Regions from separate parts of the Homo sapiens genome. Here regions 1, 2 and 4 are each linked to region 3. The links are chromatin contacts, found by Hi-C or POLR2A ChIA-PET in ENCODE. All regions are on one chromosome and are shown on one strand. Each heading gives the region's core, a stretch centred on a gene start or an enhancer-like site at or near the end of the contact. The rest is flanking DNA. Distances are from core to core; before and after follow the strand shown. Region 1 has its middle 72 kb from the start of TULP4. Region 2 overlaps SYTL3 (synaptotagmin like 3). Region 3 overlaps TULP4 (TUB like protein 4). Region 4 has its middle 39 kb from the start of TULP4.

Region 1 (7,507 bases), core at 638-3,137, 230 kb after region 3:
CATGGGGAGAAAAAAAGCAAGCCTCCTGGTGTCTCTTCTTCTAAGGACACTAAGCCCATATGAAGGCCCCACACTCATGACCTCATCTAACCTTAATTACCTCCTACAGACCCCACTTCCAAATACTATCACATTGGGACTTAGGGCTTCAACATATGAACGGGGGTAGGGGGACTCAAACACTCAGTCCACAACAAATGGTATCTACTTTAGCTCTGAATTCTATTTATTTAATGACTAGTAAAACTGAACATTTTGTTTATTGCACATTTAGGTTTTTTTTCTTTTAAAAATGGTCTGCTCTGATTTCATGTCTGAAACAGAAAGTATACAGGACGAACCTGAAACATCTCATCATATCGTAAAGCAAGGAAGCTATGAGATTACTAGAGACGTGTCAGAAGGACTCAGGTGCCAGCCTAAATAAGCCTACACTGCCCAAAGAGGGAGCAATTTGAGCATCGAAAGGACAGTAACTGCAATGGACTGAAACACACCACGTATGCTAAAATAGGCGTTCATAATGTTATGCGAAAAAATTTAAAACCCTCAACCATCACCACTGGAGGATGCTAGGGGACCAAATCATAACTTTGAAAACTGGTAAATCAAGGGAAATAATCAGACACTTTTCAAACCCTTCCTATACACTCTATACCTCAAGGTAACCAAATAATTGACAAAGGAGAATTTCTACACACACACACACACACACACACACACACACACACACACCTATTTCAGCTAATAACTAAATGACAGGATGTAACCATATTGTAATCCCTCCTGAACTCATAGACCAAGTTAACATTCAAGAATGGTTGCTAGTATCACAAAAAGAAAGAAAGAAGACTTCCTGATGAAAATAATCCTGCCCTCACAAAAAAATAAAATTGGATTCTTTTGATTTAGCCTCTACAATGAACTACCAATGTACAGGAAACACAAGAAATAAAATAACATATTTTACATTACAAGGATGCAAAGAATAAAATTCAGTTTCTTCAATAAAGAGTTGCAAAGAAAAAAAAAGATAGAGAACCTATAGGTTAAAAGAGACTTTAAACCATCCAACTGCAATGTATGGACCTTATTTGCATCTTAATTCAAACAATCATATATATATATATGATATGATATAAACACACACACACACACGTACACGCCCATACACACACATACATACACACAAATATATACTGCAGTCAAGGAGTATTGATTGGATATCTGATGATACTAAGAAAAAATTTTTAAGGTAAGATAATAGTATTGTAATTATTTTAAGGGGTCTTTTTCTTTTGGAGACATGTACTAAAATATTTACAGACAAAATTATATGACAGCTTGATTTGCTTTAAAATAATCCAAGTGGAGGGACGTGAGAGGTATTGCTCAAACAAAACTGGTAACGTTTTAAAATTGCCAAAGCTGGGCAAGATACAGTGCTTTATTACACCAGTCTCCACTGTTAGCAATGTTTTAAAATTTCCATGATAGGCCGGGTGCGGTGGCTCACGTCTGCAATCCCAGCACTTTGGGAGGCCGAGGCGGGCGGATCACGAAGTCAGGAGTTCGAGACCAGCCTAGCCAACATAGTGAAACCCTGTCTCTACTAAAAACAACAAAAAAATTAGCCGGGTGTTGTGGTGGGCACCTGTAATCCCAGCTACTTGGGAAGCTGGGGCAAGGAGAATCACTTGAACCCGGGAGGCGAAGGTTGCAGTGAGCCAAGATTGCGCCACTGCACTCCAGCCTGGGCGACAGTGAGCAGCAGGGTGGAGTTTCAGTGCCTGTGCTGTGTGGAGTGAAGTGAACCGGTACGGCCAGAACAGCAACTTCCTGTGTGCTCTCAAGCCTGTCAATAAGATACTGCAGATCCACAAAGATGATGTAACTGGCCTGCATTGTAAAGTGATATGCCTTATCCAGAAAGGAAGTTTCAGAGAAGCCTTGAATGTCATCAATACTTGCACCAAACTGTTAGCCAATAACTCTCTCTCCTTTGAAAAGGCATATTGCGAGTACAGGCTCAACAGAATTGAGAATGTCTTGAAGACAGTAGAAAGTACCAACCGGCAGACAGACAAACTGAAGGAGCTTTATGGATAAGTGTTACACCGTTTGGAACACTATGATGAATGCTTAGTGGCATAAAGAGATCTCGTCCGAAACTCCCACGATGCTTATGATGAGGAGAGGAAAACAAACCCTTCAGCAGTTGTTGCAGCTCAAAGCAATTGGGAAAAAGTGGCTCCAGAGAGCCTGGGCTTCCAAGAAGGCACACATGAGCTGTGCTAAACACTGCATGTGCACTGATAGACCACGGCCAGCTGAACCAGGCCATGAACATCCTACAAAAAGCTGAAGGTCTTTGCCACCATTCATTATCAGAAGACACTGATGAGACTGAGGAAGACCCACAGGCAGGACTGGCCATCACTTATGGTCAGATGGCCTATATTCTGCAGCTTCAGGGTCAAACAGAGGAGGCTCTGCAACTTTACAATCAAATACTACTACTAAAACCAACGGATGTAGGGTTACTAGATGTAATTGCAAATAACATCATTACCATTAACAAGGACCAAAATGTCTTTGACTCCAAGAAGAAAGTGAAATTAACCAATGCGGAAAGAGTAGAGTTTAAGCTTTCCAAGAAACAACTACAAGCTATAGAATTTAACAAAGCTGGCCTGGCGCGGTGGCTCATGCCTGTAATCCCAGCACTTTGGGAGGCGGAGGCAGGCAGATCACAAGGTCAGGAGTTCGAGACCAGCCTGGCCAATACGGTAAAACCCCGTCTCTACTAAAAATACAAAAATTAGCTGGGCGTGATGGTGCGTGCCTGTAGTCCCGGCTACTCGGGAGGCTGAGGCAGAAGAATCGCTTGAACCAGAGACGCAGAGGTTGCGGTGAGCCAAGGTCACGCCACTGCACTCCAGCCTGGGTGACAGAGCGAGACACCATCTCAAAAAAAAAACAATTTCACGCCTGACTGGTTTTGGTGGAGACGGGGTTTCGCTGTATTGGCCGGGCGGTCTCCAGCCCCTAACCGCGAGTGATCCGCCAGCCTTGGCCTCCCGAGGTGCCGGGATTGCAGACGGAGTCTCGTTCACTCAGTGCTCAATGGTGCCCAGGCTGGAGTGCAGTGGCGTGATCTCAGCTCACTACAACCTACACCTCCCAGCCGCCTGCCTTGGCCTCCCAAAGTGCCGAGATTGCAGCCTCTGCCCGGCCGCCACCCCGTCTGGGAAGTGAGGAGTGTCTGCCTGGCCGCCCATCATCTGGGATGTGAGGAGCCCCTCTGCCTGGCTGCCCAGTCTGGAAAGTGAGGAGCGTCTCCGCCCGGCCGCCATCCCATCTAGGAAGTGAGGAGCGCCTCTTCCCAGCCGCCATCACATCTAGGAAGTGAGGAGCGTCTCTGCCCGGCCGCCCATCGTCTGAGATGTGGGGAGCGCCTCTGCCCCGCCGCCCCCTCTGGGACGTGAGGAGCGCCTCTGCCCGGCCGAGACCCCGTCTGGGAGGTGAGGAGCGTCTCTACCCGGCCGCCCCATCTGAGAAGTGAGGAGACCCTCTGCCTGGCAACCACCCCGTCTGAGAAGTGAGGAGCCCCTCCGCCCGGCAGCTGCCCTGACTGAGAAGTGAGGAGCCTCTCCGCCCGGCAGCCACCCGATCTGGGAAGTGAGGAGCGTCTCCGCCCGGCAGCCACCCCGTCCGGGAGGGAGGTGGGGGGTCAGCCCCCCCGCCCAGCCAGCCATGCCATCCGGGAGGGAGGTGGGGGGTTCAGCCCCCCGCCTGGCCAGCCGTGCCGACCGGGAGGGAGGTGGGGGGGTCAGCCCCCCGCCCGGCCAGCCGCCCCGTCCGGGAGGGAGGTGGGGGGGGTCAGCCCCCCGCCTGGCCAGCTGCCCCGTCTGGGAGGGAGGTGGGGGGGTCAGCCTCCACCCGGCCAGCCGCCCCGTCTGGGAGGTGAGGGGCGCCTCTGCCCGGCCGCCCCTACTGGGAAGTGAGGAGCCCCTCTGCCCGGCCAGCCGCCCCCGTCCGGGAGGGAGGTGGGGGGGTCAGCCCCCCGCCCGGCCAGCCGCCCTGTCCGGGAGGGAGGTGGGGGGGTCAGCCTTCCGCCCAGCCAGCCGCCCCGTCTGGGAGGTGAGGGGCGCCTCTGCCCGGCCGCCCCTACTGGGAAGTGAGGAGCCCCTCTGCCCGGCCAGCCGCCCGGTCCGGGAGGGAGGTGGGGGAGTCAGCCCCCCGCCCGGCCAGCCGCCCCGTCCGGGAGGTGAGGGGCGCCTCTGCCCGGCCACCCCTACTGGGAAGTGAGGAGCCCCTCTGCCCGGCCAGCCGCCCCGTCCGGGAGGGAGGTGGGGGGGTCAGCCCCCCGCCCGGCCAGCCGCCCTGTCCGGGAGGGAGGTGGGGGGGACAGCCCTCCGCCCGGCCAGCCGCCCCGTCTGGGAGGTGAGGGGCGCCTCTGCCCGGCCGCCCCTACTGGGAAGTGAGGAGCCCCTCTGCCCGGCCAGCCGCCCCGTCCGGGAGGGAGGTGGGGGGGTCAGCCCCCCGCCCGGCCAGCCGCCCCGTCCGGGAGGGAGGTGGGGGGGTCAGCCCCCCGCCCAGCCAGCCGCCCCGTCCGGGAGGGAGGTGGGGGGGGTCAGCCCCCCTGCCCGGCCAGCCGCCCCGTCCGGGAGGTGAGGGGCGCCTCTGCCCGGCCGCCCCTACTGGGAAGTGAGGAGCCCCTCTGCCCGGCCAGCCGCCCCGTCCGGGAGGGAGGTGGGGGGGTCAGCCCCCCGCCCGGCCAGCCGCCCTGTCCGGGAGGGAGGTGGGGGGGTCAGCCCTCCGCCCGGCCAGCCGCCCCGTCTGGGAGGTGAGGGGCGCCTCTGCCCGGCCGCCCCTACTGGGAAGTGAGGAGCCCCTCTGCCCGGCCAGCCGCCCGGTCCGGGAGGGAGGTGGGGGGGTCAGCCCCCCACCCGGCCAGCCGCCCCGTCCGGGAGGGAGGTGGGGGGGGTCAGCCCCCCTGCCCGGCCAGCCGCCCCGTCCGGGAGGTGAGGGGCGCCTCTGCCCGGCTGCCCTTACTGGGAAGTGAGGAGCCCCTCTGCCCGGCCAGCCTCCCCGTCCGGGAGGGAGGTGGGGGGGTCAGCCCCCCACCCGGCCAGCCGCCCCGTCCGGGAGGGAGGTGGGGGGGTCAGCCCCCCGCCCGGCCAGCCGCCCCGTCCGGGAGGGAGGTGGGGGGTGTCAGCCCCCCTGCCCGGCCAGCCGCCCCGTCCGGGAGGTGAGGGGCGCCTCTGCCCGGCCGCCCCTACTGGGAAGTGAGGAGCCCCTCTGCCCGGCCAGCCGCCCGGTCCGGGAGGGAGGTGGGGGGGTCAGCCCCCCGCCCGGCCAGCCGTCCCGTCCGGGAGGGAGGTGGGGGGGGTCAGCCCCCCGCCCGGCCAGCCGCCTCGTCCGGGAGGTGAGGGGCGCCTCTGCCCGGCCGCCCCTACTGGGAAGTGAGGAGCCCCTCTGCCCGGCCAGCCGCCCCGTCCGGGAGGGAGGTGGGGGGGTCAGCCCCCCGCCCGGCCAGCCGCCTCGTCCGGGAGGTGAGGGGCGCCTCTGCCCGGCCACCCCTACTGGGAAGTGAGGAGCCCCTCTGCCCGGCCACCACCCCGTCTGGGAGGTGTGCCCAACAGCTCATTGAGAACGGGCCAGGATGACAATGGCGGCTTTGTGGAATAGAAAGGCGGGAAAGGTGGGGAAAAGATTGAGAAATCGGATGGTTGCCGTGTCTGTGTAGAAAGAAGTAGACATGGGAGACTTTTCATTTTGTTCTGCACTAAGAAAAATTCTTCTGCCTTGGGATCCTGTTGATCTGTGACCTTACCCCCAACCCTGTGCTCTCTGAAACATGTGCTGTGTCCACTCAGGGTTAAATGGATTAAGGGCGGTGCAAGATGTGCTTTGTTAAACAGATGCTTGAAGGCAGCATGCTCCTTAAGAGTCATCACCAATCCCTAATCTCAAGTAATCAGGGACACAAACACTGCGGAAGGCCGCAGGGTCCTCTGCCTAGGAAAACCAGAGACCTTTGTTCACTTGTTTATCTGCTGACCTTCCCTCCACTATTGTCCCATGACCCTGCCAAATCCCCCTCTGTGAGAAACACCCAAGAATTATCAATAAAAAAATAAATTTAAAAAAAAAAAAAAAAACAATTTAACAAGGCATTACTTGCTATGTACACAAACCAGGCCGAACAATGCCTCAAAATATCTGCCAGTTTACATTCCCAAAGTCCCGAGCATCTCTCACCTATGTTAACCCAAGGTGCCCAGCTCTGCGTGAAAAGCAGCACACAAAAGCAATAGAGCTGCTTCAGGAATTTTCAGATCAGCATCAAGAAAATGCAATTGAAATTAAGCTGACCATGGCACAGTTGAAAATTTCTCAAGAGAATATTTCTTAGCATGTCTAATATTGAGAAGCAGAGAGGAGTTAAAGCAGAAACCAGGCATGGTGTCTGCATTAGTGACCATGTGTAGCCATGAAGAAGATTTAATAGTACCACTGATGTCTTCACACAAGCTATCTGGTGGTATCAAAACCATCAGCTCAAATCTCCTGCTCATTTGTCCTTGATAAAAGAAGCTGCAAACTTCAAGCTCAAATATGGGCGGGAGGAGGCAATTAGTGACCTAGAACAGCTATGGAAACAAAATCCAAAAGATATTCATACCCTGGCACAGTTTATTTCTGCTTACTCACTTGCAGATCCAGAGAAAGGCACAGCTCTTAGTAAACATTTGCCATCATCAGATAGTATGTCTCTAAAAGTAGATGTTGAGGCTCTTGAAAATTCTCCTGGTGCTACATACATTTGGAAGGGTGGAAAAGTTACTAGAGATAGTCAACCAAAGGAACAAGGAAAGGGAGATTTGAAAAAGAAAAAGAAGGGAAAATTGCCTAAGAATTATGACCCAAAACTTACCCCAGATCCAGAAAGATGGCTGCCAATGCAAGAATGTTCTTTCTACCAGGGAAGAAAGAAGGGTAAAAAGAAGGATCAGATGGGAAAAGGGACCCAGGGAGCAACTGCAGGAGCTTCATCTGAACTGGATGCCAGAAAAACTGTGAGTAGCCCACCCACCTCCCCAAGACCTGGCAGTGCAGCGACACTATCTGCCTCTACAAGTAACATCATACCCCCAAGACACCAGAGACCTGCAGGGGCTCCAGCAACAAAAAAGAAACAGCAACAGAAAAAGAAGAAAGGTGGAAAAGGTGGCTGGTGATGAGAATATTCTTGTTGAAGGCTGTTTTTAAACTAGTCTCGGTAACATTAGGAATATAATAAAGGTAATACAGCAAGAAGCACAGAACTGCTCCCTCTTCATCTCCATATTTTCATAAATAATTCCTTGTGTTTCAAATGGAAAACATCTTCCTCAAAGTCTGCCTAGTGAGATATGGCCTACTGGTTGCCTCATAGCTTTGTACAGATTATGAGGACTGAAAATATGGCCGGGCACGGTGGCTCACACCTGTAATCCCA
Region 2 (6,773 bases), core at 4,218-6,717, 210 kb before region 3:
AATTAACCTGGTTAGTTACATGATGAATCATTGAGAGCATTATCAGAGGCTATGTTAAGCCTTAGCCTTTCTAAATTATTTTATTTCCCTAACTATTAGAAATACAGTGAAAGTCTGAGTAGACTGCTTATCTATTACATTTAACCCTTTTTTTTTTTTTTTTTTTTTTTTTTTTTTTTTTTTTTGAGACGGAGTCTCGCTCTGTCGCCCAGGCTGGAGTGCAGTGGCACAATCTGGGCTCACTGCAAGCTCCAGTTCCCAAGTTCCCACCATTCTCCTGCCTCAGCCTCCCAAGTAGCTGGGACTACAGGCGCCCGCCACCACGCCCGGCTAATTTTTGTGTATTTTTAGTAGAGACGGGGTTTCACCGTGTTAGCCAGGATGGTCTCGATCTCCTGACCTCGTGATCCGCCCGCCTCGGCCTCCCAAAGTGCTGGAATTACAGGCATTAAGAAATTACAACTATTTCTTAACTTAAGAAAGTTTAATATTGGCCGGGCGCGGTGGCTCACGCCTGTAATCCCAGCACTTTGGGAGGCCGAGGCGGGCCGATCACGAGGTCAGGAGATCGTGACCATCTTGGCTAACACGGTGAAACCCCGTCTCTACTAAAAATACAAAAAATTAGCCAGGCGTGGTGACAGGTGCCCGTAGTCCCAGCTACTCAGGAGGCTGAGGCAGGAGAATGGCGTGAACCCGGGAGGCGGAGCTTGCAGAGAGCCGAGATCACATCACTGCACTCCAGCCTGGGCGACAGAGCGAGACTCCGTCTCAAAAAAGAAAAAAAAAAGTTTAATATTAATATTGTCATCTTTCTGCTTTTAAGCTTGTACATCAAGTAACAGAATGTCATGGTTGTTAAAAAAAAGAAAAAAAGTAAAAGAGGTGCATTTACAGGGAGGAGCCAGAAGAGGGCATCATTTCTATACGCTTAGCAGATGCCAAAAGAGGAGAGATGAATTTTCAGCTTGTTTTCTAGTTATTAGTGATCTAAAAAAGTTCTATCATAATTGTTTACTAATTTTGTTACTTTACTTAAAGTACATTAAAAAAGTTACTTGGGGAACTGTTAAACAGTCACTTTTTTTTTTTTCTTTTGAGATGGAGTCTCAGTTGCTGCCCAGGCTGGATGCAGTGGCATGATCTTGGCTCACTGCAACCTCCGCCTCCCAGGTTCAAGCGATTCTCCTGCCTCAACCCCCCGAGCAGCTGGGATTACAAGCGTGTGTCACCATGTCCAGCTAATTTTTGTATTTTTATTAGAGACAGCGTTTCACCATGTTGACCAGGCTGGCCTCAAACTCCTGGCCTCAAACGATCCTCCCACCTCATCCTCCCAAAGTGCTGGGATTACAGGCATGAGCCACCGCCCTTAGCCAAACATTCACTCTTGAACCCCATCTGGCCCCACCAAATTAGAACCTGTGTGTGTGAGGCCAGGAAGGTTGAATTTGAATCAGTTTGCAGCTGATCCTGGAGCGTGGGTCCAGGAACCACATTAAAAACCCTCTGCACGGATTGCCAAATGCCCGTGGATGGAGGCACAGAAGGTGATGATGCCAGGTTGTCCTGGGGAGCTTCCTAAAGGCAAGAGAGCCTATGAAGGTCTGGGTGCTTTGATAATTCGAATGTACTACAGATGAACCACCACGGTGGCATCAAAGAAATTATTTTAAGACCACAAAACTAAATATCCAGTTATGAAATTTTAGGGGAAAAAGCCAGCCTATAATCAGAAAAATTTTTAAATAAATCAAAATATTTAAAATTTTTTGTACTATCGCTCTACAAAATGAAGAACTGAGGCTCATTTTTTCTTGTTTTTAAATTGTTTTAATAGTTGAAAAAATAGCACAACACATATTACCACAATTTATTATTCTTCACTAGATTCTTATAGCATGTCTACTTCCAAGGAAATCTGGGGGGCATTTTATCTTAAATTGCACATATCCAATAAGATCATCAAAAGAGAAATAAGTAAAAGCTAATAAAAAGGAAACTGGGTGCAGAGGGTGTAATGATTCCTGGAATTACTGCAACTGAATGTTACATTTAGCTTTAGGTTTCCCCGTGTCAAAAAGGGAAGGATGTCTACATTTGTAAGGTGCCTACTCAGTGCTGGGCACTGACAATGGACACTACTCCCTCTAACAGCACTTTTTGTGGCCAAATGAGCAGATCCCTGCTCAATTTATTTATTCACTTATTCCTTTACTCATAGCTCCTGCTCTCAAACATTCAAAATCTGGCTAGGGCCAAATTGCCAAGAGTTGCAGGTGAAGGAGAGGGCACCGTGTGTCCTCTATGAGACAGCACCCGCTGGAGCGCAGGGCTGGGCACAAGGAGAGTGGTGCCCCACGCTGTGCCAATCAGTGGCCCTGGGTTACAACGCAATGGGAAAGGGAATGGTTATGTAACAAATGGTACCAGGAACATCAAGGATTGGGAGGAAAAAAAATTAGATAGGGCCTCCTGATGATTGTAAAGAGTTAACATGGTGGCTCAGGCCTATAATCCCAGCACTTTGGGAGGCCAAGGCAGGCGAATCACTTGAGGCCAGGAGTTCAAGACCAGGCTGGCCAACATAATGAAACCCCGTCTCTACTAAAAATACAAAAATCAGCTGAGCATGGTGACATGTGCCTATAATCCCAGCTACTTGGGAGGCTGAGGCAGAAGAATCGCTTGAACCTAGGCGGTGGAGGTTGCAGTGAACCAAGATTGCGCCATGGTACTCCAGCCTGGGTGACAGAGTGAGACTCTGTCTCAAGGGGAAAAAAAAAAAAAAGTTAAGTAAAAATTAGAAGAAAATTAATGTGGATATTTAACCTATCACAGGATAAGGAAGAAGTCTCGAAGCATAAAAGCAAAAGAAATTATACGGGAAAAGGAGATTTGCCTACAAGCAAACAAAAAACTTCTTTGTGTTAAAAACAAAATTATAAAGAAGGCCATGTACTAGGAAGATAACATGCAACTAACATGATTGAAAAGGACTAATCGCCTTCACATACCAAGAACATCTACAGAAGGTTGAAAAGTGGAAGATACTCAATCTTATTCGTGATGAGATGAATTCAAATCAAAACGATGAGAAAACCATTTTGCATGACCAATGTTGTTTTGCCAAACTGATAAAGTTATCTATTGGTTTGCATGTTGGTTTATTTTTAAGGATAATTCCACACCCTTTCTAAAGGAGGCAACATTCCTAACCTTCATCTTGTTCTCTTTCTAGAAATATTCAGAGATGTGCCAAAAAGATATCTACAAGGATATTCTTTGCATTATTCTCATTTTAATAACCTTATAAACTTTCAAAAATGCAACAGAAAGCTGGAAATCCCCTAACTATCCAACAATAGTTATTTGGTTAAACAAATGATGACACATTCCTATGACGGGGTGAGATACACTCATCAGAAATCATATAGCCAATGATATTTATGGACACTGAAAATGTTCCTTATAAATTACTACATGAAGAAACATTAGGATAAAACTGTACATACAATTTGATTTCAATTATGTAAATATATTAGCCTGACTCATGTGAAATTGCCTCTATTCAATAATTTTTTGCCTAAAAATACCAATTTCTTATGGTTCAACCTAAATACTTCAAAAAAGTCTATGTATATGTGTGTATACACACACATATATCCACACATACAGATATGCACCCACAAGCATAGATACATACACTCACAAAAGAACAGAAATAATATATACTAAAATGTCAACAATTGTTCTCTGGGTGAAGCTGCTGTATTTTTAACATTGCTCTTTATGATTTTCTTCATTTTCTAGGTTTTAATTTTTTAATTTCATTTAATTTTTTTAGAGACAGGATCTCACTATGCTGCCCAGGCTAGTCTTGAACTCCTGGGCTCAAGCGATCCTCCTGCTTTGACCTCCCAAAATGCTGGGATTACAGGCATGAGCCACTGAGCCTGGCGTCTAGTTTTTTACGTGAATGTAATTTGAAATCATGCTTCAAAGCTCAGAATGTAATGGGGGCCAGAGTGTGGGAAGAAGGAAATTTGTGTACCCTGCCAGCCTGTTGTAAATAAGCACACACTCCCAGAGGGTAATTTGGCAAAACATCAAAAGCCTTTCAAGTATTCATACACTTGACCAATCATTCTTCTAAGAATTTACCCCCCAAAAATAAACAGACATGTCAAAATACCTGTACAAGACGTTCATCACAGAGTTATCTATAACATGAAAAATCAAATACAGTGATATACTCACAGACACTCGGGAACAGGTTAAATAAACTATAGTGCATATATTTGGTGTATTTTATGGAGTCATCAATACATTTTGGAAGAAGTCTTAATAACATAGGAAAATGTTTATGCCAAGTTGAATTGTAAAAGCAAAATAAAACCACATAGAGTCTGATCACAATACATTTGAAATTGGATAAGTCTATCTGTGCACACACATATACACAGGCTTACCTAGAAAGAAGGCTGGGAGTGTGCAGGTGTGTACACGTGCATGTAATTTACAGTAGTTTGGGATTGTGGTAGTATTTCCATTACATCTAAATACTATTCTGTGTTTCCCAAATGCTTGCAAGGTTTGCATTACTTCTGTAATCAGAAAGTAAGTAACTTCCTTTCAAAGAGAAAAGGAAGCTCCCTCTCTTCACAGAATAGAAGATGGACCAAGGGGGAAGCAGTTAGGAGCTGCTACGTTGGAAGTGAGAATGAAGGGCAGAGGAAGATTCCAGAGACTCAGGAGGCAGAAATGTCAGGATTTGCTGACTGACCAGATGTAGCGGCAGAATGAGGAACAAAGGAGTCAAGTTTGATTCTCAGGTCTGTGGATTTGGAGACAGAGTGAGAGGTGTCGCCATTCTCCCAAGACAAGGAACACAGGATTTGGTAGCACACAGACGGTCCCAGTGATTCTTGCTTCCTGATATTCAGACCCTTTGTCCTCTCTGACTAGGGCTGACCTGTGGGACCCATAGGGCATAGCAGAAATGACAGGGTGTGGCTTCTGAAGCTAGACCATAAAAGATATTGTGGGCTCTGCTTTTCTCTCTCTTGGATCACTTGCCCTGGGAGAAGCCAGCCGCCATGTCATGAGGACACTCAAGCAGCCCTGTGGAGATATCCCCATGGTGAGGAACCAAGTCCTCCTCCCAATACCAGCAGTCACTGGCCAGGTATGAGGGTAAGCCCCAAGAGCACAGATCCCCCAGCCCCAGGCGAGCCTTCCACTGAAGACAGAAACTGTCAAAGAATGTTACTTGATTTATGTCACTAGGTTTGAGGGGAATTTGCTATACAGCAATAGATAACCAGTGCGTGGAAAGAGGCACAGACTGGAGCTGTCTGTACACTTTTGTGGTTTAAACCACCATCTAGTTTTTCTAACTTCTGCTCAGGATATAGAGGGCTGGAAAGAGTATTGCCGGTACCATGACAACAAAAACACTAGAGAACATGCAAAACCACTTTTTCCGGAACACATCAGAGAATTGAGGTTGCAGTTGCCTCCCTATTAGGGTCCAGTGGGGGCTTCCAGAGGGAGACCAGGGCCAGGAGGAGGGAGAAGGGGCTCATGCCTTCCTTCCGACCTGTGTCTGGCCAGCATCAGCTCAACAGGGTCGGAGGGTGTCTGCCTCCTGCAGCTGCTAGCTCTGTTCTCTCACTATTCCCTTTTTGCCTCCAATTCCTGTCTAACCAATCCCTAAAGTAAATTCTTATTCAAATAACCAGACAGTTTCTATTTCCCTAAGTGGATCTTAACTGCTGCAGCACAAATTCAATTCAACTCCTCAATGACTGCACCTGGTTCTCTTTTAGGGCCACAAATAGGAGCGTGGTGGAATTCCTGCCTGTCCACCTAAACCTCTGTCACCTGATCCTTGTTACCTTTCCTGACGCACCCGCTGCAAACTCCACCCAACCTGGTCTGGCTCATAGCACTACTTGTGTGCTCCTAACCTGGCATTTTCCCCCATAGTTCCATGCCTCTTACCCCAACTCTACTGAAACAGGACAATGGGAAAATGAGGCACCCTGGCATTTGAGGAAGCATTGTAGAGAAGGAGGGAAAGTTAGGGCTTTTCTGGTGTTTATTTTATACATTGATAGAAACGACATCAGCAAAAAAGAATGATTTATGCTGAGGTTGATCTTCCTGACCCTGGTTTGTTTGTCCTTACTGAAGTTTTTATTCTTAAAGTTATAAGGCAAGAAAGAAAACCCTAAGACATCAGTCTCACCTCTTTCCTAATTCCCTTTTTATCTTAAGTCACCTTGATAACATACTTCTCCCACTCACTCAGGAGACATGAAGTGCTGAAAAGATGACAAGATGGTAACGTGTGTGCACAAACACACACACATACATTCATGCACACATGAAAACTACTTACCTGAAATAATGATGCTAGAACTTCTAACGACGTAGAAAACTTTTTGAGTGAAGCAGATGTCTGCACTTAGCTGGCATTGAGAAATGACAAACTTCACCTCCTACAGCACTACTGTTTATAAGCTAGGAATTGATGTGGAAAAGGGTAGAGTCTACCTTCTGAAGAAGGCTCCAGCCCACCAACAAAAAGGTTTTGTTTTTGTTTGTTTGTTTGTTTTTGAGATGGAGTTTCACTCTTGTTGCCCAGGCTGGAGTGCCATGGCATGATCTCGGCTCACAGCAACCTCCGCCTCCCAGCTTTAAGCAATTCTCCTGCCTCAGCCTCCCGAGTAGCTGGGATTACAGGCAGGTGCCACCATGCCCGGCTA
Region 3 (7,150 bases), core at 1,947-4,446:
GTGTTTGTTGGCCAAGGAGTCTGGAAAACTCAAGTCTAGGGGCTTCTGGGACACTTCCAGGACATGTCTCCATATGAGATGATTCCACACAGGGGGCAGGCCCCACACAAAGGGACCTATTAACTTACAGAAATACATAATCACTGCTGAAGACAGGGCAAACCAACACACAGAAAATGCACAGAAAAATTACTCTGGTATCGTCAACCCCCAAAAGTACAGGTTAGGACAGAGGCTCTATTAGTAACAAAATCATGCTTGATCTTAAAGATACGCTGCTGTCCCTTTACCTCTGAGCCCCCTAAGACAATATTCATAACTTAGAGCTCAAGTCCCCCAAAAAATGGTTTTATTTTTGTTTCTAACTTTTATGTTCAGGGGTACACAAGCAGGTTATATAGGTAAACTGTGTCACAGGGATTTGGTGTACAGGTAATTTTGTCACCTGGATAATAAGCATAGTACCCGACAGGCATTTTTTCTGATCTTCTCCCTCCTCCCTCCTCCCACTCTCCACCCTCAAGTTGTTCCCCTTCCTGTATCCATGTGTTCTTGTTATTCAGGTCCGGCTTAGAAGTGAGAATATATGGTATTTGGTTTTTTTGTTCCTACGTTAGTTTGCTAAGGATAGTGGCCTCCAACTCTATCCATGTTCCTGTAAAGGACATGATCTTGTTCTTTTTTATGGCTGCATAGTATTCCATGGTGTTTATGTATCACATTTTCTTTATCCAGTCTACTGCTGATGGGCATTTAGGTTGATTCCATATCTTTGCTATTGTGAATAGTGCTGCAATGAACATATGCATGCATGGGTCTTTATGATAGAACAAATATTCCTTTGGGTATATACCCAGTAATGGGATTGCTGGGTCGAACGTTAGTTCTCAATTCTTTGAGGAATTGCCACACTGTTTTCTACAATGGCCGAACTAATTTACACTCCCACTAGCAGTGTAGAAGCGTTTCCTTTTCTCTGCAACCATGCCGACATCTATTATTCTTTGATTTTTTAATAATGGCCATTCTGACTGGTGTGAGATAGTATCTCACTGTGGTTTTGATTTGCATTTCTCTAATGGTTCATGATGTTGAGCATTTTTCATATGCTTGTTGGCTGCATGTATGTCTTCTTTTGAAAAGTATTTGTTCATGTCCTTTGCCCACTTTTTAATGAGGTTGTTTGGAAAAACAGTTTTCAATGAGCACAACCTGACTGGCTGCAGAAACATCAGACACTTCTTCCCTCTAATTTCCCATTCCTCTTTAGTCCAGCTATCTGAAAGGCAGACACTCTGTATTTATCCTCTGTCCTCCTCCCTCCTAGTTCTGCTTTTCATAGTAACTATCTCTGTATAACAGTTGATGATATATTTTATATAAAATTATCATAAGTATGTGTCTCTTATATCTTTGTACCAAGAACTTAAACCACTCACACAGACCTTCAACTAGATGAAAATCAGCTTTGTTACCTTTATATATATAATTACCACCCATCCTGACAAAAACAACCTTGTCTGCAAAACTACATTCCAACAGCAAGCACATCAAATGCTCACATACCTGAATTCACTGCATCCGTTCTACTCTCCCACATGAATAACATTATTCTCATCTAACATATGAGGTTAGAGAGGCTAAGGCAGGCTAGGTACCTTGTTATAGTAATAAATGGTGGAAGAGCTGTGATTCTCATCCCTCCCCAGCTCCACTGCTGGTCCTTATCTTACTACATGGTGCTGACTCTCTGAAGTGCCAACATATTGATACCACAGCCTAAAGAATGCGTAATACTCCACTGAAAAATTTAACCATTTGTCCATCACATACAAAATCGTGAGCCCCAGATGGCCCCTTAGTCCATTTGGTCAAAGCTGCTTTACTCAGAAACAAACCAAACATGTCTATAGAAAAGGCAAATAGGAAGAGAAACAGGCTGTTTACACAGCATATAAATAAATGATCTGCGGGGTTCATCACAGCAGAAGAGAGCCCACAGGTAATTAGGCAGGTAGCATGGTTGGATGAACACGGAACACAGTCGCTGGCACATCTCGAAGGCGAGGGAGGATGGTGTGACTCCAAACCAGGTAGCGCATTCGCTCGGACGACTTGGAATTCTCAGCCAAGCAGGAGTGAGAAGACGCGAAAGATTAAAGGATGGAACATTAGAACCTGGGAGAAAAAGGGCTGAAATTATTTAGCCTGGAGAAGTGAGGTCTGCAGGGTCTCAAAGGAATAATTATTATCTAGGGCAACGTTACCAGGAAATCCCCTCTTCTAAGAATGGGACAAGAACACCAACACAGGAATTTACATTAAATTAATTAGGGTGCAGCACTCATTTACTTGCCCAAGTAAGTGAAAACTTACTCTGGGAGAGGGCAGGGCACGGACACATTGATTTAATTTAATTTAGTTTGTGTAGCATATAGTCCATGTAAGATGATAAAGCAGCAAAATAAACGCTGGTACCTTTGCCATAATAATTTTAAGGCTGTGCTAGAAAAACGGGGAAGGAGTGACAGATAACAAGAACTGCCCCTCTTGTCTGAAGATTCTGAGTCATCACTGACCTGGGGAAATGAATGACTGTGATGACTGTTTGGTCAGAAGTGAGGCAGCAGGGTATGACTTCTCAGGACCCCTGTAAGTCCACAGAAAGTCCCTAACAGGTCATCTTACTTTTTAAAAGTCACATTTCTGCTGGTGTTAATTTTTCCCTGGCTGTTTACTGGTATTCCAGCCTATAAAGCCCTCGCTACAAATGTTCTGTAGTTTTGGCAAGAACAAGAGTCAAATGGCGCTAACTGCATGTGGCCACAGACACGGGGCGGGGCGTTCACTAACGCTAGTCCTGATTTTGCCACCTCACAGTCATCAATTTCCATCACTCTGTCCTCTAGGTTCATGGGTGATGGCAGAACATGAACACACTGTCTGCAGGCCCACAGACCTCACCCATGCTGAAGGTACCTCCTCCCTAAGAACCTCCGCCTACTAGGCTGAGCCGCAGCAGAACAGCACAGCTCTTCAAAGCTCCCAGATTCACGTTGTGTTTGAACAGCTGCTGTCTGCTAGGGAAAAACTCAATTGTAAGTTTGCGGTCTTAATCTCTTTCTCAAATCCCATAAAACGACTATTTTTAGAACTGATGGCTAGAACTGTGAAGCAGATGACATTCAAATCTTAATTTGCATAGGGAGGTTCACATATTTTACACGTCTAAATCTGAGGCAAAAGTGCAAGAAACTGAGCTGCATTTCAGGGAGTGTGGGTCTGGTGGAACAGGGAGAACCACTGCTCAGCTGGAAAGGACAAACTCTAGGCCACAGTGCTGGAGGCGAGTGGCCCATGGAGGGGCAGGCTTCTCCTCTGGCTTCTCCCCCTCAATGCTGAGGCTGAGCCCCGGAAAGGAAAAGATGCGGGCCAGCCCTGCCTCACCTCCCACCAGGGAGTGTGGCAATCAAGGCCTGGTGCCCGTTCCTTACTCTGCCACCTCTCCTCCTGCTAGTACACAAGACATGCCATGCGTCCAGCCAATCATTTTTTTATCTACTGAGCTGTTAGTCATTAGATAAATATTTGCTAAATGTATACAAATGGACAGATCCATGCTAGTTATAAGGGGACTGACAATGAATCAAATACATTCTCTGCCCTTGTAGAGCTTACATCCTGGCGTGGCAGGGAGAGAATAAATACAGGTGAAGTATCCTTAATCTGAAAATCTGAAACCCAAAATGCTCCAAAATCTGACTTTTGGAGTGCCAACAAGATGCTCAAAGGAAATATTCATTGGAGTATTTCGAATTTTCAGATTTGGGATGCTCACCTGATACAATGCAAATATTCTGAAATTAAAAAGAAATCTGAAATCCACAACAATTCTGGTCCTAAGCATTTCAGATAAGGAGTACTCAACCTGTATCTCAGTATCTGTGACAGGAACTACCTGATAACGTGAGGTAGTGAAATTCCGTGAAGTAAAAAACAGTGTTGAGCGAGAGCCAGAGCAACAGCAAGGGGGTCTTTTTGAAGAGAGGGAGCAGGGAGGCTGCCCTGGAGGTGGTTTGAGCAGAGGCCTGGCTGAGAGGAGAAATCTATTTAATTGGAATTGAAAGCTTCCTCACTATATTACTATTTTTGTATATAGCAGTGAGTTGGATAGAGTCTTCTGAAAATGTAGGAGGAACAAAAACCAACTATACTGGTCCTGGACAGGGAAAACCAGGCAGTGCCAGCACAGGGTTTCTGGATGACTGAGGGAGGCCTTGGGCTGAGGACTGGCTACCCGGCCACCGAGGAGGCAGATTCCTGGGACAGTCGGAGGCTCTCCAGCCTCCCTCTCCACCCTTTGTTTGTTCTTTCTGTAGCTCTCCCTAAGAAGGATGGGGGATCTGTCTTGAAGAAAATGCACCTAGTAGGATGAAATGTTTTATGTCTGTACAAACATGTGCAAAATAGTTCACTTTAAAACAGAAGAAGGGCAAGGTGCAATGGCTCATGCCTATAATCCCAGCACTTTGGGAGGCTGAGGCAGGAAGATTGCTTGAGGCAAGGAATTCAAGACCAGCTTGGGCAACATAGCAAGACCCTGTCTCTACAAAACAAATTTTCAAAATTAGCTGGGTGTGGTGGTGCACACCTGTAGTCCTAGCTACTTGGGAGGCTGAGGCAGGAGGATCGTTTGAGCCCAGGAGGTTGAGGCTACAGTGAGCTATGATCATGCCACTGCACTCCAGCCTGGGAGACAGTGAGACTCTGTTTATAACAAATTTTTAAAAGGCCAGGCATGTTATGGCTCACTCCTGTAATCCCAGCACTTTGGGAGGCTGAAGCAGGAGAATCAGTGAGGTCAGGAGTTTGAGACCAGCCTGACCAACATGGTGAAACGCTGTCTCTACTAAAAATACAAGAAAATTAGCCGGGCGTGGTGGCACATGCCTGTAGTCCCAGCTACTCGGGAGGCTGAGGCAGGAGAATCACTTGAACCCGGGAGGCAGAGGTTGCAGTGAGCTGAGATCGCGCCATTGCACACCAGCCTAAGCAACGAGAGCAAAACTCTGTCTAAAAACAAACAAACAAAAACAGACCAAGTTGGTGATCGGTCACCGTCAAACTACGTTGGTTGGAGCCACAGACAATTTTGAATACAAAGTTATAATGATTTGGCCACCAACTAAATTGTAGTAATAAAAGCTAGTTCAGCGTTCGGTCAACCAAATTTTAGTTTTAAAAGAACACAACCATCCTTGTATTTTGTAAGCAGACAAGACCCATGAAGGACTTTCTCATCTACTTACAAGAAAAAATGGGAAAAGCACAACAGGGGCAACTTCAGCAGAACAGGCAGAGTTAATCCTAAGTGAAAGAATGCAAGTCTATTTTTGCTATAGGATTCGCCTCCAAGAGTACAGAAGTCCACAATCACACATGCAATCTCTTATTTGATTTTTAAATTCCCATACCCATCTTTTTCCACCTTCTCTTCTCTTAATTTTTTACCCAGTATCACATCAACAACTGAACCTTACAGAATATAGGGTGACCTCTCCACTGGCCTTCAATGCCAGAAGACCATAAAACAAAACAAAAACCTGGGCCTAAATTATTGAAGCCTACAAACTTCAGTCAGTAGTGCTAACTCTGAAAACCTGTTATATTTTCAGATATGCAAGAATATATAGAGAGTCACAGATAACAGCTAATGAGATAAATTACAGAATTTTACATTACAACATGTAGGACAGAAAGGAAAATAAATCAGAGCATATTTCCTTAGAAGAGCTCCAGCCACAAGCATTGCTGTTACAAGTAAATCAGGAGAATCAATTTTAAAGCTGCTGCTGCTGCTGCAAGTTCGTCCCAGGCAATGGTTTTGTACGCAATACCCTACAATCTAATTAACTTGGAAATACATTATCCAATCTAAATTGCATTTAGTTCTTTTTATAAGCAGTCCAATAAATCGCCTAACTTCCTTCCTGCTATAAAAATGTCCCTGCCTTTGGACTCCTTGAATAGCACAGCATAGATCACATGTGATTTTCGAATCATTAGACAAGAGTTAAACTGGTGCTAAATATAATTAATATTGTACTTGATTTTTAATGGCATCATTATTTAACTTTCTATTATTGAGGCGATTTTTTCAATGGTTGAAATGGACCCTCAATGAAAAAAAGAATCAATAATTTATTGAAATGCTGAGGTACTGTAGGGATATCTTTCTTCAAAGGAAGATCAGTCAGGGCCTTTTCTCTTATTCCTGAGCTCAAATAGTTTAAATTCAGGATCCATGTTACTTTCATGTGATGGCTGATGAGAACTTCTGCAATGGTTAAGGCCATAAAACCTTTACTACAGTCTAGGCACTGGTCAGAAAAAGGAAGCCTCTGTCTTCAGGAAAATAAGACAAGTAGACAGAAAAGTGTAATACATGCCAGAGGTGTTAAACACCCCGAGGGTTTACAGAGAAGGGGAGCCTCAATCCACTAGGCAGCTTTAAAAGAAAACGTGACTGAGCTGGCACTGAGGAGGATCCAATTCCTGAGCTAAAACGGCGGGAAGGACATTCCCTGTAGAAGGAACACAATGCCAGCAGGAAGGGGGCCCTAAGTCAGATGAAGTGGGGACAATGCTGAGTGTGTTTCAGCACTTGAATTCACAAATATTCTAATCATAAAAGCCTTATAAAAAGCCAGCATCAGATTGATTATAAATGTGACACAGCCTACAGGTTCAAACAATCAACAGAAAGATGAAAGAAAGCCTATGTTGACACCAGTCCATCCATAAACCCACTGAAGAAAGATTTACTAAGTACCTACTACGTTCTAGGCAATGAACTGGCAGTGGGGACACAAACAGAATCAAGGTAATCTCTCCTTCCTTCAATCCCAAATCCACAGGAACTCTAATATTTATGTTTGTTTTGCCAATGCCCTGGCCTCATACATATGGCCTTAACTCTGTTCTACTTCAGCTCTTTCCTGGGTTAACGCAGAATGACTTCACTTCCAAAACAGAAATTTAAAGTCCCTATCCAACCACAACTTCCCATTTTGTTTGTATCACCTCCTCTTGAACATGTCTTTTTATGACTTTACACTTCCTAGCCTCAGGTCATGAAGTATCTAACCAC
Region 4 (6,817 bases), core at 4,314-6,813, 200 kb after region 3:
ACCTTGGTATTATTATTAGCAAATATACTATATATTTATGCAATATACATTTATGTAAATATACTGCTTGCATAACACCTTGGTAGGTCTGCAGAGAAGGCAGTGCTGGTTTGCACCCACCACTTCCCAATTATTCTGAATTTAAAAACAGAGTGCTGGGCAAAGGGACCCTATGACACAAGGGTGTCAAGCTGGCACCATCTATATTGACCTACTGTCACCTAAATAAGTTATGAACTCAGTACAACAGTTCTGAGAGTCATGTTTACCATTCCATTGTCAACTAAGAACACGTTTTTGTTGCTTTAGAAGAAGGAGGAGTTTGTGACCAGTGTGAGACTCCATGTCTACTATAAAAAAAAAAAAAATTAGCCAGGGGGTGGTTGCACACCTGTAGTCCCAGCTACTTGAGAGACTGAGACGGGAGGATGACTTGAGCCCAGGAGTTTGAGGCTGCAGTGAGCTATGATCATGCCACTGCACTCCAGCTTGGGTGTCAGAGCAAAACCTTGTCTCAAAAAAAAAAAAAAAAGAAAGAAGAAGAAAGAAGGAAGAAGAAAAAGTCTCCCAGCCGGGCGCAGTGGCTCACGCCTGTAATCCCAGCACTTTGGGAGGCCAAGGTGGGCAGATCATTCGAGGTCAGGAGTTCGAGACCAGCCTGCCCAACATGGTAAAACCCCGTCTCTACTAAAAACACAAAAACTAGCCGGGCATGGTGGCGCGCACCTGTAATCCCAGCTACTTGGGGGGCTGAGACAGGAGAGTCGCTTAAACTCTTGCAGCGGAGGTTGCAGTGAGTTGAGGTTGCACCACTGTACTCCAGCCTGAGTGACAGAGCAAGACTGCCGTAACAAAAAAAAGAAGAAAAAGTCTCCCTAGTTTATTACAGTCTTTACTCCTGCTCAATATTTAGAAAGTATATCTGAACTGTATACTCCTATATTCACAGCAGGGGCCTACCCTCCCTCAGTACTTTCACAGAATGACACTTCTTTGAAAGTCACAGGGTCTTAAATAAGATGACGAGTTACTGTCCTCCACAGCAGAACTACAAACAAGATCTTAATTTGCTAAGTTATTGTTTATTTACTAATATTACCCCAAATTCTACGTTTTTGCTTACTACAGAAATTCTCATAAGACCTATTTCCTTGGGCTCCATGCTGACAGGTCTGGTTACTGAAGAAAATGAAAGAACTTGCCATTAGTGTAGTTATGTACATCAAGGTGGGTTCAAAGGAATCTCTAGGGACAGTGACAAAGCGCTGCCGTGGGTTAGAATGGGCATTGAGAGCTAAAGAAAGTAGTAACTGTGGCCATCCAGACGGCTAGACTTGTTGCTCAATTTGCAAATCAGTGCCAGGAGAATATGAATTGGTGAGGGTCAGTGTGGGACCTTGAAGATTACCATCTCCCATGGTCTTTCACAGGCAGGAATATGGCCAAACCCTCTCAGGCTCAGCTTCTCTCCCTGTATGTCCCTGGCCAGTTTTCTTCCACTATCCACAGAACCATCAGAATCACCACAGTTTCGACAGCAGCAGCCTCATGAAGTTCAAACACCGTGGCAAATGAAGAAGATGGGCAGGACTAAGAGGAAAGCAACAACAACAAAAAAAGCAGCTGCAACTGTGCGGGACACTTGTAGCGCGTGGGCTCCAGACAGTGGCAGAACTATACAAGCACTCCACAACTCGGCACTGGACTGTGTTCCAGTCTAGTAAGATTTGGCTCTTTTGGAACTCAGAACACATTTTCAAAATGGAATGCTGATATAGCCTAAAATTAAACCTGTTCTTATTTCTTACTTATTTCTTTCTACACTGATCAAACTCTAGCCTTCAGGGAGCTTACATTCTAACAGAGAGAACAACAAAATGGAAGAGATCAATAAAAGGCTAACAAGAGGCAGGAAAGACTGGCATGTATGAGGATACGGAAAAGACCAGGACGTTGGGGGTTTGCTTAGGAGCGGCCTGTAGGCAACAGAAAGGGGCTTATATTTTATTCGGAGTGCAGTGGGAAGCCACTGGAAGGTTTTGGTTTTTTGTTTTTTGTTTTTGAGACGGAGTCTCGCTCTGTTGCCCAGGCTGGAGTGCAGGGGCGCAATCTCGGCTCACTGCAAGCTCCGCCTCCTGGGTTCAGGCCATTCTCCTGCCTCAGCCTCCCGAGTAGCTGGGACTACAGGCGCCCGCCACCACACCCGGCTGATTTTTTTGTATTTTTAGTAGAGACAGGGTTTCAACGTGTTAGCCAGGATGGTCTCGATCTCCTGACCTCATGATCCGCCCGCCTTGGCCTCCCAAAGTGCTGGGACTACAGGCGTGAGCCACTGCGCCCGGCCGCCACTGGAAGGTTTAAATGAAATGTTCTGGTTTTCATTTCAGGAACAACATTGTTGTGTGGAAGAGGACAGAGTGAAGGCAGAAAGCACAGGCAGGAGGCTGCTGCAGTGATCCGGGTACAGCTGGTGGTGGCCAGCACTAAGATGCTCATTAGAGAGAGGGACAAGAGAGCAGCTGGGAGGCAGGCTTTTGGTTTGTGTGTGTGGTGTTTTGTTTTGTTTTGTTTTTGTTTTTTTGAGAAAGACTCTCACTCTGTCGCCCAGGCTGGAGTGCTGTGGTGTGATCTTGGCTCATTACAACCTCCACCTCCCGGGTTCAAGCAATTCTCCTGCCTCAGCCTCCCAAGTAGCCGGGACTGCAGGTGCCCGCCACCATGCCCAGCTAATTTTTGTATTTTTAGTACAGATGGGGTTTCACTATGTTGGCCAGGCTGGTCTCGAACTCCTGACCTCATGATCCACCCACCTCGGCCTCCCAAAGTGTTGTGATTACAGGTGTGAGCCACTGCACCCAGCCCGGGAGGCAGGTTTTAACCGAGGGACGTGGAGCAAGTAACTTAATCTCTCTGTAATTCAGTTTTCTTACCTATCAATTAGAGATAATAACAGTATCTACCTCATGAATCTATGATAAGAATTCAATGAGTTAATATCTGTAACATGCTTAAAACTGTGCCTGGTACATACTAGGAGCTATATTAGCTATCACTATTACCACAACCTACCTCATGGTACTATTGTTAGGACCAGACAGATTATTTGTGTTAATTCGTGTAATATTTTTGAGGCAGTGCCGGCACATAATAAACTCTCAGTAAGTGTCAGCTATTACAGTTATGAATAATTCCCAATTGGTGGTGGCAGTAATTGAGCTGAAGAAGAATGGGACAGGGCATGGAGTTGCCATGAGCAGATGTGGCATGTTGAGTCTGCAATGTTTAGGAGACATCCAAATGGCAGGGTCAAGTAAATAGCTGGACACTTGCATCTGAACCTCGGAGTCAAAGTATAGACTGGAGATAAGTCAGTGTCATCGACATAAAGGTCAGTTTTAACTACAGAACTACAGAACATACTAAGCCCAGTGAGGGAGGATGAGGATGGAGGAAAGGCTCTAGTGGTGAGCCCTGTGGAACCCCACGTCAGGTAAATAAAGGTAGGGAGCCAGCAGAGGAGGGTGAGAAGGAAGAATGAACAGGGAGGAGGAAACCAACAGAGAGGGGAGTCTCAACACCTGAGCAAAGAGAGGGCCTGCAGAAAGGTCCAGTTCAATGAAGACATTGGATGTGGCTCCTGAAGCTTATCTGTTCTTTTAGCATCTTACCCATTTTGACTTTCCCTAACTTTCACTGGCAACACTGTCTGTGTGAAGAACACACATTCCAAGGACATCATAGTACAATGGGAAAAACTCTGTCCTTGGACTCAAGAGACCCAGGCTCAAGCTCCAGTGAAGTGTCGGGTAGGTCCCTCAACAAGGGCCTTCACTTTCGCCAAAGGCAAAATGACAAGATCGGACCAGATTCCCAAAGCCAGGTCATGAGATCTCTATGCATCTACAAACCCAATAATCAAAGTCCATAAGCTCTTTTTCAATATTTAAAACACATATTGATCGTTTCCTTAGCCTTCTAGCTAAGATAAAGTATGTATTGAGAACTACACATCTACTATAGTAAAGTTACACAAACCTAACTGTCACATTTGTTTTTGACTGAAACACTCTAGAAACTTGGAAAGCAGTAGTGATTAAGAAGGGGAACTCAGGAGGCTGACAGCCTCACTTCAAATCTTGGGTCTGTCAATGACTACTTCCTGCATTAGAGCTATGCTACTTAACTACTCAAGGTCTCAGTTTCCCCAACTGTAAAATGGAGGTATGACAAAACCTATCTCAGGCAGCTGTGGAGGGATTTCAGTGAGTTAATTGTAAGCTCTCTAAAGGAACTTCCTGATAGTTTCCTCCTCCCTTGTGATTCTTTCTGTCTCCTCTGCTTGTTCCTCTGCCTTGGCTGGCCTGGGATGCTGAGGTTCCACAGCACTCACTGCCAGATCCTCTTCTTCAGCTCCAGCCTCTCCCTCATTCAGCTCACATTAAGCATAAAAAACAAATACGAGCTATTAATACCATTATCTTGTACTGAACAACAATTCTTGGCTAGTAATAAGATCATAGCCATTGGGGCAGGAAGGGAGGAAGAAAGAAAATATAAAAAGAATCTGATGATAAAAACATTGGTGACCACTGGTAATTCCCAACTGAAAAATTCCACCTCTTTATGCTTGAAATGCACCTGTTGCCACATCACATGGTCCTTGGCACCTTGAATTAAAACCTAGTGGATAAGGCTTTCTCCTCTACCTGTCACCTCCCCGAGGACAGTAGCCACATCTGACTTGGTGACAGTGTATGCTCAGCAACTGTGGAACCAATCCCTGGGTACTTAACCAGCCCCTTCCCCCTAAATTCACTCATACATTTCTAATTTAGAAATTAAACGTTCTAAATATTTTTCCGCAAATACTTTTAAACCCTCCACTGCACATGTGTCCCAGTGAGTCCTTTCAATGACTTACCCCATCCTTTGTCTCACCTGAAGCAAATTCTACAGATTTTCAAACGTAGCATTTCAATGTTTCCCCCAAAACAGATTTATTCTCAGTGCTTTCCAACTTTAAACTAAAACTTCTCAGAACATTTTATTTTTCTTTAGGAGGACAGTTACACCTGAATCAAAGCTACCGTTTCAAAATTTTTAATGTGGGGCCAGGCGTGGTGGCTCATGCCTGTAATCCCAGCACTTTGGGAATCCAAGGCAGGAGGATGGCTTGAACTCAGGAGTTTGAGACTAGCCTGGGGAACAGAGTGAGACCCCATCTCTACAAAAAATTTAAAAATTTGCCAAATGTGGTGACCCGCCTGTAGCCCCAGCTACTCAGAGGCTGAGGTGGGAGGATCGCCTGAGCCCAGGAGTTTGAGGCTGCAGCAAGTTATGATGGCACACTGCACTCCAGCCTGGGTGGCAGAGCAAGAACCTATCTCAAAAAAAAAAAAAAAATTCTAAAATGGATTAAAGAAACCCTATCTGAGCTACAAGAGACAAAGCCTGTGAGAGTTAGATGTCTCCTTGCCCTTCCTCCTCATCAACAAGTCATGACACAACTTGAGGAAGCTGGACCTATTTTGGTTAGGCACCCACTTAACTTGGCCTTTAAATGCTTTCTTCATTACCACATGAGAAGCAACAATTGAAAATGAAACAAAACTCAACAGAGCAGTGACTAACATAAAACTGCTTATATTAAATAAACTCAGTACAGCATCTTTTTTTTTTTTTTTTTTTTGAGACAGAGTCTCACTTTGTCACCCAGGCTGGAGTACAGTGGCGCGATCTCGGCTAACTGCAACCTCCACCTCCTGGGTTCAAGCCATTCTCCTGCCTCAGCCTCCCATGTATCTGGGATTATAGGCACCTGCCACCATGCCTGGGTAATTTTTGTATTTTTAATAGAGACAGGGTTTCACCATGTTGGCCAGGCTGGTCTTGACCTCCTGACCTCAGGTGATCAACCTGCCTCAGCCTCCCAAAGTGCTGGGATTACAGGCATGGGCCACTGTGCCCGGCCCTACAGCATCTATTCACACTAAGCTGCTTTATAAACTCTGAGGCAAAAATGAAGGCAGCCTTGAAAGTTGCCACATTTAAGCACAAGGAAGCCTGGAGTAAATCACCTCTAATTCAGGAGCAATTTCATCTGTGAAGGAAAAACTTCAGGAAGAAATTTTGAAAGCTTGAGAAAAGCTTAAAAGGAGGCAAGCATCACATCAACAGATGATGTGTGTTAATTTTAGCTGCAATAGTCTAAAGTGCAGTGTCAAACCAGGAAAGCAGCCAAGCAACACTCAGGCCAGAGACGCTAACTGAGTGCCCATCACCGGCCCCGGTACCAGAGACACTTAGTGAGTGCCCACCACAGGCCGAACAGGCCGGGTGCTGACAATGCAAAACTCATCGAAGTCCAGTCCCTAGCCCCGAGAAGCACCCTACACAGTGAGAGAAGATGGGCAAAATAAACCAACTTCAATACTACAAGGTAAATCCTGTAATCAAGAGCCAAAAAAGTGCTGTGGAGCAGAGTTGAGAGAATCTTGCTGGAATGACCGGTCCCTGGCAGGATAAAGCCAAGGTAGGGTCTTCAGATGATGATGCAAGAGCAAAACAAAGAAAGAGAGCTCCAAGTTGGACCAAGTAAGGACAATTTACTGACAAAAATATCTCAATAATGAAGACTTTATAATAATCCAAGAGAAAATTAAGCCAGAGTTCTTAAGATAAATAGAAGGCTATTAAAGATATATAGAAGATCTAATTATACTGCCTGGATAGGAAAGGGTCTTACTGCTACAGAGTAGAATTAACGTATATTTAATAGATATGAATGCTGTACATTTGACACTTACTATTTAACTTT

What was found. Hi-C counts contacts between places; a loop is a spot of excess contacts on that map. ChIA-PET counts read pairs that join two places held with the same protein, here RNA polymerase II (POLR2A). Pooled maps may share reads with other maps.
Region 1: a loop to region 3 is called in a pooled map, with 2.8 times the contacts of the local background. The contact joins two enhancer-like sites. A Hi-C loop is called at or near these places in 1 of 168 maps with a recorded cell type or tissue (chondrocyte), 16 of 37 single-sample maps with no recorded cell type and 8 of 50 pooled maps. POLR2A ChIA-PET finds 5 or more read pairs at or near these places in 2 of 52 experiments (GM10248 and GM12878).
Region 2: a map with no recorded cell type shows a loop between it and region 3 (4-fold over the local background). The contact joins two enhancer-like sites. A Hi-C loop is called at or near these places in 1 of 37 single-sample maps with no recorded cell type and 7 of 50 pooled maps. POLR2A ChIA-PET finds 5 or more read pairs at or near these places in 4 of 52 experiments (GM12878, H1, WTC11 and 1 more).
Region 4: a pooled map shows a loop between it and region 3 (2.9-fold over the local background). The contact joins two enhancer-like sites. A Hi-C loop is called at or near these places in 1 of 37 single-sample maps with no recorded cell type and 2 of 50 pooled maps. POLR2A ChIA-PET finds 5 or more read pairs at or near these places in 5 of 52 experiments (AG04450, GM10248, H1 and 2 more).

What each region holds. Positions count from the first base shown.
Region 1 is chr6:158,237,076-158,244,582 of GRCh38, reverse strand. It overlaps a transcript of TULP4 not described here and the pseudogene SRP72P2. Among named protein-coding and RNA genes, the nearest start is that of TULP4, 72 kb to the left of the region's middle. RefSeq lists enhancers at 1,611-1,660, 2,061-2,130, 2,241-2,350. Within about 2 kb of position 1,887, at least 17 of the 41 ENCODE cell types and tissues checked have a DNase peak (open chromatin) inside an H3K27ac peak, as active enhancers do; they include GM12878, where a contact is called at or near this core.
Region 2 is chr6:158,685,670-158,692,442 of GRCh38, reverse strand. All of the region lies in intron 6 of SYTL3 (synaptotagmin like 3), which reads right to left. Among named protein-coding and RNA genes, the nearest start is that of SYTL3, 39 kb to the right of the region's middle. RefSeq lists a silencer at 5,200-5,400. Within about 2 kb of position 5,467, at least 7 of the 41 ENCODE cell types and tissues checked have a DNase peak (open chromatin) inside an H3K27ac peak, as active enhancers do.
Region 3 is chr6:158,471,462-158,478,611 of GRCh38, reverse strand. All of the region lies in intron 6 of TULP4 (TUB like protein 4), which reads right to left. Among named protein-coding and RNA genes, the nearest start is that of TMEM181, 85 kb to the left of the region's middle. RefSeq lists enhancers at 2,683-2,762, 2,783-2,862, 3,183-3,232, 3,280-3,852. Within about 2 kb of position 3,196, at least 8 of the 41 ENCODE cell types and tissues checked have a DNase peak (open chromatin) inside an H3K27ac peak, as active enhancers do; they include GM12878, where a contact is called at or near this core.
Region 4 is chr6:158,270,022-158,276,838 of GRCh38, reverse strand. It overlaps a transcript of TULP4 not described here. Among named protein-coding and RNA genes, the nearest start is that of TULP4, 39 kb to the left of the region's middle. Within about 2 kb of position 5,563, at least 4 of the 41 ENCODE cell types and tissues checked have a DNase peak (open chromatin) inside an H3K27ac peak, as active enhancers do.